Regions from separate parts of the Homo sapiens genome. Here region 1 is linked to region 2. Evidence: read pairs that join two places in POLR2A ChIA-PET (ENCODE). Cell type or tissue: PC-9. All regions are shown on one strand.

What was found. ChIA-PET counts read pairs that join two places held together with the same protein. Peaks named below come from ENCODE experiments on the same cell type or tissue, not always from the same donor. Only the 100,000 strongest peaks of a DNase experiment are listed, where the experiment ranks them.
Region 1: POLR2A ChIA-PET joins it to region 2 with 7 read pairs; 1 of 35 experiments calls an interaction of 5 or more read pairs at or near these places.

What each region holds. Positions count from the first base shown.
Region 1 is chr20:50,324,928-50,329,927 of GRCh38, reverse strand. No RefSeq gene overlaps it. Among named protein-coding and RNA genes, the nearest start is that of LINC01271, 6.1 kb to the right of the region's middle. In PC-9, no CTCF peak of the experiment used is centred here; a DNase peak (open chromatin) is centred at 2,066.
Region 2 is chr20:50,655,948-50,660,947 of GRCh38, reverse strand. The region is part of intron 1 of RIPOR3 (RIPOR family member 3); the gene reads left to right. It overlaps RIPOR3-AS1 (RIPOR3 antisense RNA 1), which reads right to left. Exons shown (of 3, transcript NR_111906.1): 3 at 657-1,082. Among named protein-coding and RNA genes, the nearest start is that of RIPOR3-AS1, 13 kb to the right of the region's middle. In PC-9, CTCF peaks have their summits at 1,905 and 2,108; a DNase peak (open chromatin) is centred at 1,907; H3K4me3 peaks cover 849 bases; H3K27ac peaks cover 3,433 bases.

The sequences.
Region 1 (5,000 bases), 330 kb after region 2:
TTCTAATATTCTAGGCAGGTAGTGGACAAAAAGAAACTATATAAATACGTAATATAATGACAGAAGGTGATAAATGCTAGGAATAAAAATAAACCTAGGTAGGAAAGCAACACGCAGAGCCACTATAGATGGAGTGGTCAATGAAGACAAGAAATGATAGGCTAGATCTGGCAGGGGAATAAGTACAAGGGCCCTGAGGCAGGATTGAGCTCAGCATGTTGGAGCGACAGCCTAGAGACCAGTGAGGTCATCATGAATGGAAGGAAGGGGAGGGGAGCAGGGGGTAAAGCTGGAGGGGCTCTGGGAGCAGGAGACCCAGCTCTGTATAGTCAGAGGATGGTTCCTCTCCTTCTTTGGACCTTGGTCTTCTTATCTGTATAATGAAGTCCTGGGTGAGATCATCCTTTCCTATCTGAGGCTCTGGCATTTAAAAAAGATGGTCTTGCTCTTTCCTGGGGATCTATAGGAGCAGGGTCTAGACTGTAAAGGTAAAGAATGCAGGCTCTGGGCAGGCGCAGTAGCTCATGCCTATAATCCTAGCACTTTGGGAGGCTGAGGCAGGCAGATCTCTTGAGCTCAGGAGTTTGAGACCAGCCTGGGCAACATGGAGAAACACCCTCTCCACAAAAAAAAAAAAAAAAAAAAAAAGCAAAAATTAGCCTGGTTAGGTGGTATGTATCTGTAATCCCAGCTACTCAGGAGGCTGAGGTGGGAGGATGGCTTGAGCCCAGGAGGTAGAGATTGCAGTGAGCTGAGATCATGTCACTGCACTCCAGCCTGGGCAACAGAGCCAGACCCTGTCTCAAAAAAAAAAAAAAATACAGATTCTGAAGTCAAGGCATTTGATCTCTCTGAGTCTCAGTGTTCCCAACTGCAAAATGGGAATAATAATACCCCTTCATGGAGTTCTTAGCAGGATTTGATGGGATGGTGCCGGTAAAGCGTCTATCCCTGACACCTTCCTCCCTGGCCACTGTTATATAATTAGGTAAAACAGCAGTGGTAGCTTCTATTGATCCTCAACTCAGAGGCAAAGTGTACAGAGCCCTCAGATGCCCCTCAGTGGGGATACTGGCCTTGGCTGGCAGGGCAAGGCTGGCACAAGCCTGGGGGCTGGGTCTCCAATGTTTGGCTCTGATCATAAGGGGATTTCTGTGGGGGAGTGCAGATAGAGCCCTTTGAGCAGCTCAGAGGCCTCCTTCCTGTACAGGCAGCTCTGCACCAGCACACAGCTGGATTCTCGTTCAGTTATACCACGTCCAGTGCTGTGGCCTTGAGTTGTGTGTATCCCTCTCTGAGCCTCGGTTTCCAAGTCAGAAGCTTGCTTGGGTTCTCATCCCAGCTCATCTGGTCCATTCCTGCCTCAGGACCTGATATGATTTGGCTGTGTCCCCATCCATATCTCATCTTGATTTGTAGCTCCCATAATCCCCATGTGTAGTGGGAGGGATTCCGTGGGAGGTAATTGAATCATGGGGTTGGGTCTTTCCCATTCGGTTCTCATGATAGTGAATAAGTCTCAAGAGAGCTGATGGTTTTATAAAGGGCAGTTCCCCTGCAATGATCTCTTGCCTGCCACCATGTAAGACGTGCCTTTTCTCCTCCTTCACCTTCTGCCATGATTGTGAGGCCTCCCCAGACCTATAAGTGGAACTGTAAGTCCATTAAAGTTCTTTTTCTTTGTAAATTACCAAATCTTGGGTATGTCTTTATTAGCAGTGTGAGAATGGACTAATACAGGACCTTTGCATGTACCGAGTTGGTCCCCACTCTTCCAGCTCCTTGTCCTCTTTCAGTGTGCTCTTCCAGCTCCTTCTCCTCTTTCAGGGCTCAGCTCAAATATCACTGCAGGGAGGCCTTCCCTGACTTCCCACACCAACATAACCCTGTCCCCATTCATACTGTGCCCCTGCACATGGCTTGCTTGCTTTCAGAATACTCCTGAACACTTTCTGAAATCATCTGCTATTTCCCTGTTTGCTTCTTTATTGCCTGTCTTCTCGACTATGATGTCAGCTCCACCAAGATAGAGACTGGATCTGTCTTATCCAGTGTCTCCAACAACTATTGCAAAGTAGGTGCTCAGTAAATATTTGCTGAATGAATAATGGGGACTTAACGACTCCTTTGGTTTTCTTTTAAAAGTTTTGCCACTTAAATATTAATTTTAATTATACAATTAACCCATTATTATATTCTTAAAAATATTTTTTACAGTTACAGCTTGTAGTTAAAATCCCCTTTGATGTCCATCCTGGACATTCCCCAAGGGGGTCATGTAATGAGTTTAGCATCCTTCCATATTTACTTCTGTGCACTTACAATGAAATGTCTACCACTGTTGTTGGTAGTGTGTGCATGTGTGTGAGTGTGCATGTATGTTCACAGTAGATTAGATAGAGCTAAGAGTTGAGAGCAACATAAACAGCTCTGGGTAATTGTGGTAGTTAAATTTTACGTGTCAACTTGACCAGGTTACAGTGTCCAGTTGTTTGGTCAAACATGAGTCTAGATGTTGCTATAAAGATATTCTGTGCTGGGCTGGTGGCTTACACCTGTAATCCCAGCACTTTGAGAGGCCAAGGCGGGCGGATCATGAGGTCAGGAGTTCGAGACCAACCTGGCCAACATAGTGAAACCCCATCTCTACTAAAAATACAAAAAAAAAATTTGCCAGGCATGGTGGCAGGCACCTGTAGTCCCAGCTACTTGGGAGGCTGAGGCAGGAGAATCACTTGAACCTGAGGGGCGGAGGTTGCAGTGAGCTGAGATTGCACCACTGCATTCCAACCTGGGCAACCCAGCAAGACTCTGTCTCAAAAAAAAAAAAAAAAAAAAAAAAGATATTCTGAGCCACGCATGGTGGCTCACACCTGTAATCTCAACACTTTGGGAGGTCAAGGAAGGCAGATCACTTGAGTCAGGAAGTCGAGACCAGCCTGGCCAACATGGCGAAACCCCATCTCTACTAAAAACACCAAAAAATTAGCCCGGCATGGTGGGGGACGCCTGTAATCCCAGCTACTCGGGAGGCTGAGGCATGAGAATCACTTGAACCCGGGAAGTGGGGGTTACAGGGAGCTGAGATTGCACCACTGCATTCCAACCTGGGCAACAGAGTGAGACTCCATCTCAAAAAAATAAATAAATAAATACAAATAAAAATAAAAGATATTTTGTAGATGGGCTCGATAATGTGTGTGGGCCTCATTCAATCAGTTCAAGGCCTTGAGAGCAAAATCCAAGTTTTTGGTAGAAGGAATTCTGCCTTAAGTGTGTATCATAGAAGTCTTGCCTGAGTCCCCAGTCTGCCGGCTTGCCCTACAAATTTCACATTTGCCAGCTTCTACAATTGCATGAGTCAATCCCTTTAAAAATTGAATTAAATATAAATAGATATACACACACGCATCCTGTTAGGTTTTGTTTCTCTGGAAAGCCCTGGCTGATACAGTAATTTAAACAGAGAAGCAGTCTATTCAAAGTACTTTATGAGGGGAAGAACAATCAATCCAATAAACAAAAATGGCCAAGACTCGAGTAGGCATTTCACAAAAGGGGATACCCAAAGGATCAATAAACACACAGAGGTGATCAACATCCTTGCTCAGCAGGGAAATGCAAATGAAAACTTTGATGAGATAACCACTGTACACCCACTAGAATGGCTAAAATGAAAAATATGGAAAATACCAAGAGTGGATGAAAATACGGAGCATTTAGAAAAAACCCTCATACATGACTGGTAGAAATGCAAAATGGTGCAAGCACTTCAGAAGACACTGGCAACTTAATAAGGTGAAACATACACTTGCCATAAGACCCAATGAGAGGACTACACTCAATAGTAGTGCAGACAGATTTTCACCAAGAAGGACACATATAAATATTCATAGCAGCCCTATTCATAAATCTCCCCTAACTAGAAAGTACCCAAATGTCCATCAGTAGAAGAATGAATGAAAGAACAGAGACACACTCAGACACTGCTCCAACTATGGAATTTTGCCTAACAATGAGAATGAAAGATCTGCAACCACACTCAACAGCATGGGTGAATCTCAAAGACTTGAACATTAAGGGAAAGAGGCCAGACACAAACAAGCACACATCATTTGATTCCATTTATATAAAGCACTAGAAATAGACACAACTCGCCTTGGTTAGCCTCGGGGAAGTCGTGACTGGAAGAGGGCATTAAGGGAAGCTTAAGGGAACTGGAATATTCTGTTTCTTGATGAAGGGCTGGTTACACAAGTGTACTCACTTATGAAGGCTCATGAAGTTATCGCTTACGACCTATGCATTTTTCTCTATGTGTGCTATACTTCAGTGAAAGTTCAAAATAAAATAAGGGATTTGAGGAGCCTGGGAGGATTGCAGAACCAGGCTTAAGGTCAGCAGGGACAGTACCCCAAATCACACACAACACTGGATCGGTGGGCCCTCTCTGCTGCCCCTGAACTATCCCTGCTTCCAGGTCTCAGTGAGCACGTCTGATCGGTGGCACCTGGGTCACGTGACCACCCCCTAGCTGCAAGGGATGCTTGGAAGAGTGAGCACCTAGCAGGTTCAACATCAGTGATGGAGGTGTGCAGACTGTGCTTCAAAAGATGGGGAGCCTCAGACCACTGCAGGGTGTTTAACCCTTCCTCAACTGATGGATATTTAGGTTGCTCCCAGTGACCATCTTGACCATACTCCCTGTGCCTGTGTGTGGATGTTTCACTAAGGGAGATGCCACATCAAGGAACTGCAGTGTTTCCCCCAAAAATGTGAACTTACAGTTTTACTGGCTACTGTGAAAATTGTCTTCCGGAGAGGCTGTTTCAATTTACACTGCCACCGGCAGTATATCGGTGTGACCGTTTCCCAGTCTCCTTAACACTTTACATCACCAATCTCATTCATGTCAACCTGAGGCATGGGAAATGTTCTCGCATTGTTGTTTTAATTTGCATTTGCCTGATTACCAGCATGGTTGAACATCTTTCATGTTT
Region 2 (5,000 bases):
ATTTTTTTTTTTTAATTAGCCAGGTGTGGTGGTTCCTGTAGTTCCAGCTACTTTGAGGGCATAGGTGGGGGGTGCTGAGGTGGGAGGATCCCTTGAGCCCAGGAGGTCGAGCCTACAGTGAGCTGTGTTTGTGCCACTACACTCTAGCCTGGGTGACAGAGCAAGACCCTGTCTCAAAAAAAAAAAAAAAAAAAAAAAGGTAAATCCCAGAAAACCCAATGACACTAATTTAAAGGAAGATTCTTTGGTTCGTGTAATGGAAAGTTCGGGGGTAGTGCTGTGATTTGGATAGGGGGTGTTTGTCTCCACCAAAACTCATGTTGCAATTTGATCTCCACTGTGGCAGTGTTGGGAGGCGGGGCCTAGTGGGAGGTGTTGGGCTATGGAGGTGAATCCCTCATGAATGGCTTGGAAGTGCTACCCTCTCACCAGTGAGTGAGTTCTTGCTGTCACTCTCGTGAGACTGAATTGGTTCTCCATCTAACTCATTGCTGTGAGAGTGGGTTATTATAAAGCTATGATGACCTTCAGGTTTTCCCCTTTTTTGCAGTCTCCCTTCTGTTTTCCCTTTTCCTGCGTGTGGTGATGCAACGTGCAAGCCCTTGCCAGAAGTCAAGGCCATCCCTTTAAATGTCTCAGACTGCAGAGCTATAAAATGAAATAAGTCTCTTTTCTTTATACATTACCCAGTTGCAGGTATTCTTTTATAGCAACACAAAATGGACTAAGACAAGTAGAGTGGGTTTCAGGTGAAGCTTGATCCAGCCACTTAGCTCTATCACTGGGATCCAGAATCCCACAGCACCTGCTCCTCTTTCTATATGGACGTACTCCCCAGAATGACCACCCCACATCCAGGTATCCATCACCTTTTAGCTCAAGTATCTGGACCAACAGGAACATCCTGTGTCTCTTGATTCACGTTTCTGAGGGAGGGAATCCAGTACCCAGGCTCATCCTTTTGGGGCATGTATCTGAACTCATGTTCGTGGCCAGTGAGTGAATGGTCTCTCCGGGGTCCGGTGTCCATAGCTTGTTCAGTCATCAGTGGCCAGACCATGTGGGTCACGTGCCTCCTCCACCTGATTGGAGATAGGGTGTCTGAGAAGGGGTCACAAACAGGTCAGTCACCCCAATACCTTCCCAGAGAAGTCAGGACTCAGCTGGTGATTATCCGAGGACCCCATAACTCCTCCCTGGCCTGGAAACCACCCAAAGAGGCCTATTTTGGTCTTAATTTGTAATTTTGGGAGAATTTTAAGTTTGGTTCTGGTTAGAATTTTTTTTTTTTTTTTTTTTTGAGACGGAGTTTCGCTCTTGTCACCTAGGCTGGAGTGCAATGGTGTGATCTCGGCTCACTGCAACCTCTGCTTCCAGGGTTCAAGTGATTCTTCCGCCTCAGCCTCCCGAGTAGCTGGGATTACAGGTGCCTGCCACCACGCCTGGCTAATTTTTGTATTTTTAGTAGAGATGGGGTTTTGTCATGTTAACCAGTCTGGTCTCAAACTCCTGACCTCAGGTGATCCACCCCCTTCAGCCTCCCAAAGTGCTGGGATTACAGTTGTGAGCCACCGCACCCGGCCCTGGTTAGAATTTTCATGCCTGGATATTTCCTGATGTTTTGTTTCTGGTTCATTCAGGAGGAGAAATTCAGACTTCGGTTCAGGAAATGGTTTTAATCACTGTCCCCAAGAAATCGGCCAACAAGCACATGTGTCCACCATCAGGTGGAAAACCCAGAATCATTTTCAGATGGCTGTTAACCAGCGGCAGGGTGGCTTCTGCAAGCAAATGCTGCATTATTATTTTTTTTCTTTCATACCAGGAAAAGGGTTTTATCTTCAAAACAATGTATCCACGTCACTAATCGGTCTGGAAGAACTTGTTTGGCCAAATTTAGAATCCACAATAAGGTCAGAGAGAATAAATTTAGAACTGAACTCTGAGCTCTCAGGGCCAACAGTTCCGTTTGGCACTGGGTACTTGCTAACTCCATCTGCCACCTAGAGCTTGATTGTATTTCCCCTTTACCTCCCAGGTCCACCAGAATTTGCAGGATAACGTAGCCTTGGAGAGTAAGACCTGGCATCTAAACCTGTCTTCACCATTTATAAGCTATGTGACTCTAGGAACGTGTTTCATCTCTCTGAGCCTTAGTTTCATCATCTTTTAAAGAAGGCTGGAGGGTAATAATAACATCTTATAAAATAACATGTAAAGATTGATTATAATTTTTTTTTTTTGAGACAGAATCTCGCTCTGTTTCCCAGGCTGCAGTGCAGTGGGGCAATTACAGCTCACTGTAACCTTGATCTCTTGAGTCTAATCAATCCTCCCACCTCAGCCTCCTGAGTAGTAGGCATATACCACCACACCTGGCTAATTTTTAAAAAGTTTTATTTTGTAGAGATAGGATCTCACTCTGTTGTCCAGGCTGGTCTCAAACTCCTGGGCTCGAGCGATCCTCCCACCGTGGTCTCCCAAAGTGCTGGGATTACAGGTGTGAGCCACCTCGCTCAGTCCAACCATTCTGATTTCTGTCTCTGAATTTGAGTATTCTAGGAACCTCATATAAAAGGATCATACATCACTTGTCCTTGTGTGATGGGCATATTTTCTTATCATAATGTCTTCATGGTTCATCCATGTTGTCGTATGGGTCAACATTTTCTTCCTTTTTAAGGCTGAATAATATCTCATTGCATATATACACACCACATTTTGTTTATCCATTCATCTGTCAATGGACATTTGGGTCTCTTGCACCTTTTTGCTATGATGAATAATGTGGCTATGAATATAGATGTACAAATATTTGTTAGAGTCCCTGCTTTCGCTTCTTTTGGGTACATACCCAGAAGTTTGATTAAAACATTTTATGGAGGCTGGGTATGGTGTCTCACACCTGTAATCCCAGTACTTTGGGAGGCCGAGGTAGGAGGAGCACTTGAGCCCAGGAGTTTGAGACCAGCCTGGGCAATATACCGAGGCCCTGTTACTACAAAAAAATAAAAATAAAAAAAAATTAGCCAGGCATGGTGGTGCACCTGGAGTCCTAGCTACTTAAGAGAGAGGCTGATGCAGAAAGATCCCTTGAGCCCAGGAGTTCAAGGCTGTAGTGAGGTATGATCGCATCACTGCACTCCAGCCTGGGCAACAGGCAAGACCCTGTCTCTCAAAAAAAAAAAAAAAAAAAAAAGTAAAAGACATTTACCCTATGCTTGGCATGTAGTAAACACTCAACACATTGTAGCCAATAAAACTAGTATTAGAAAAATACTGGGTGAAATTTTTTTAATGCAGATTTAAGAATGAGATGTCATTTTGCCTGTCAAATTAACAACAACTAAAAGGTAATAATCCTCAATGCAGCTGGGATGTGGTAAGATGGGTTCTCTCTCTCTTTCTCTCTTTTTTTTTCTGAGAAGAGTCTCACTCTGTTGCCCAGACTAAAGTGCAGTGGTGTGATCTCAGCTCACTGCAACCTCCACCTCCCAGGTTCAAGCAATTCTCCTGCCTCAGCCTCCCAAGTAGCTGGGATTACAGGCACATGCCACCAGGCCTGGCTAATTTTTGTATCTGTAGTAGAGATGAGGTTTTGCCATGTTGGCCAGGCTGGTCTCGAACTCCTGACCTCAAGTGATCCACCTGCCTAGGTCTCCTAAAGTGCTAGGATTATAGGTGTGAACCACCATGCCCAGCCTCTCTCTTTCTTTGTGTGTGTGGAGAGATGGGGTCTCACTATGTTGCCAAGGCTGGTCTTGAACTCCTGGGCTCAAGTGATCCTCCCACCTTGGCCTCCCAAAGTGTTGGGACTATAGGCATGAGCCACCTCGCTTGGCCACAGGGTTCTCTCATACACATCTGTAGGTAATCTTTCTCGAAAGCAACTTGCAGTGCTAAGTATGGTATATCAAGGCTCTTGGAAGTGATCATACTATTTGACCAACAATTTAACTTCTGAGAATTCATCCTAAAGACAGAGCCTCAAACATAGACCAAGATTTGAGTCTGGAGGTGTTTATCACAGCAATCTTTATAATATTTCGGAAGCAACTTCTATTTCCATCCATAGGAAACGGTTTAAAAACTAATGTAGGGATGGGCCCCCAATGGACTATTTTGCAGTCATTAGAAATGCTTGTGAGTTGGCCGGGCACGGTAGCTCACGCCTGTAATCCCAGCACTTTGGGAGGCCGAGGTGGGCGGATCATGAGGTCAGGAGTTCGAGACCAGCCTGACCAACACGATGAAACCCCGTCTCTACTAAAAGTACAAAAATTAGCCGGGCATGGTGGTGGGTGCCTGTAATCCCAGCTACTCAGGAGGCTGAGGCAGGAGGATCATTTGAGCACAGACAGGAGTTTGAGGCCAGCCTGGGCAACACAGCAAGACTCTGCCTCTAAAATGAGGCAGTGAAACAGGAAACTGTATACGCTATACTGTTTTATGAAAAAGAAGATAAAAAATTGTATATATTTCTCCTATAAAATAGGTACCATTTGCATTTATTGTTGCTGAACCTTCACTAAGCTCTATATATACTTTCTCTTGTTTACTCCTCCCAACAATCAAAGAGGCAGGCACTATTATTACACCATTTGACAGATGAGGAAACAGAGGTTCCAAGTGGTGACATGATTCTCAGGGTTACACAGCCAGCAAGTGGCAGAGCTAGGATTCAAACCCAGGCCCCTCGACTCCAAAGAGTAGAAAAGGAAAGGACAGCCTGGCCAACATGGTGAAACCCCGTCTCTACTAAAAATACAAAAATTAGCCGGGCATGGTGATGCGGGCCTGTAGTCCCAGCTGCTCAGGAGGCTGAGGCAGGAGAATCGCTTGAACCCAGGAGGTGGAGGTTGCAGTGAGCCAAGATCGCATGCTACTGCACTCCAGCCTGGGCAACAGTGAGACTCCGTCTCAAAAAAAAAGAAAAAAAGAAAAAAAAAGGAAACAATTCTGCAGTCAAGCCTAACCTAACCATAGGAGTGATTTTTACT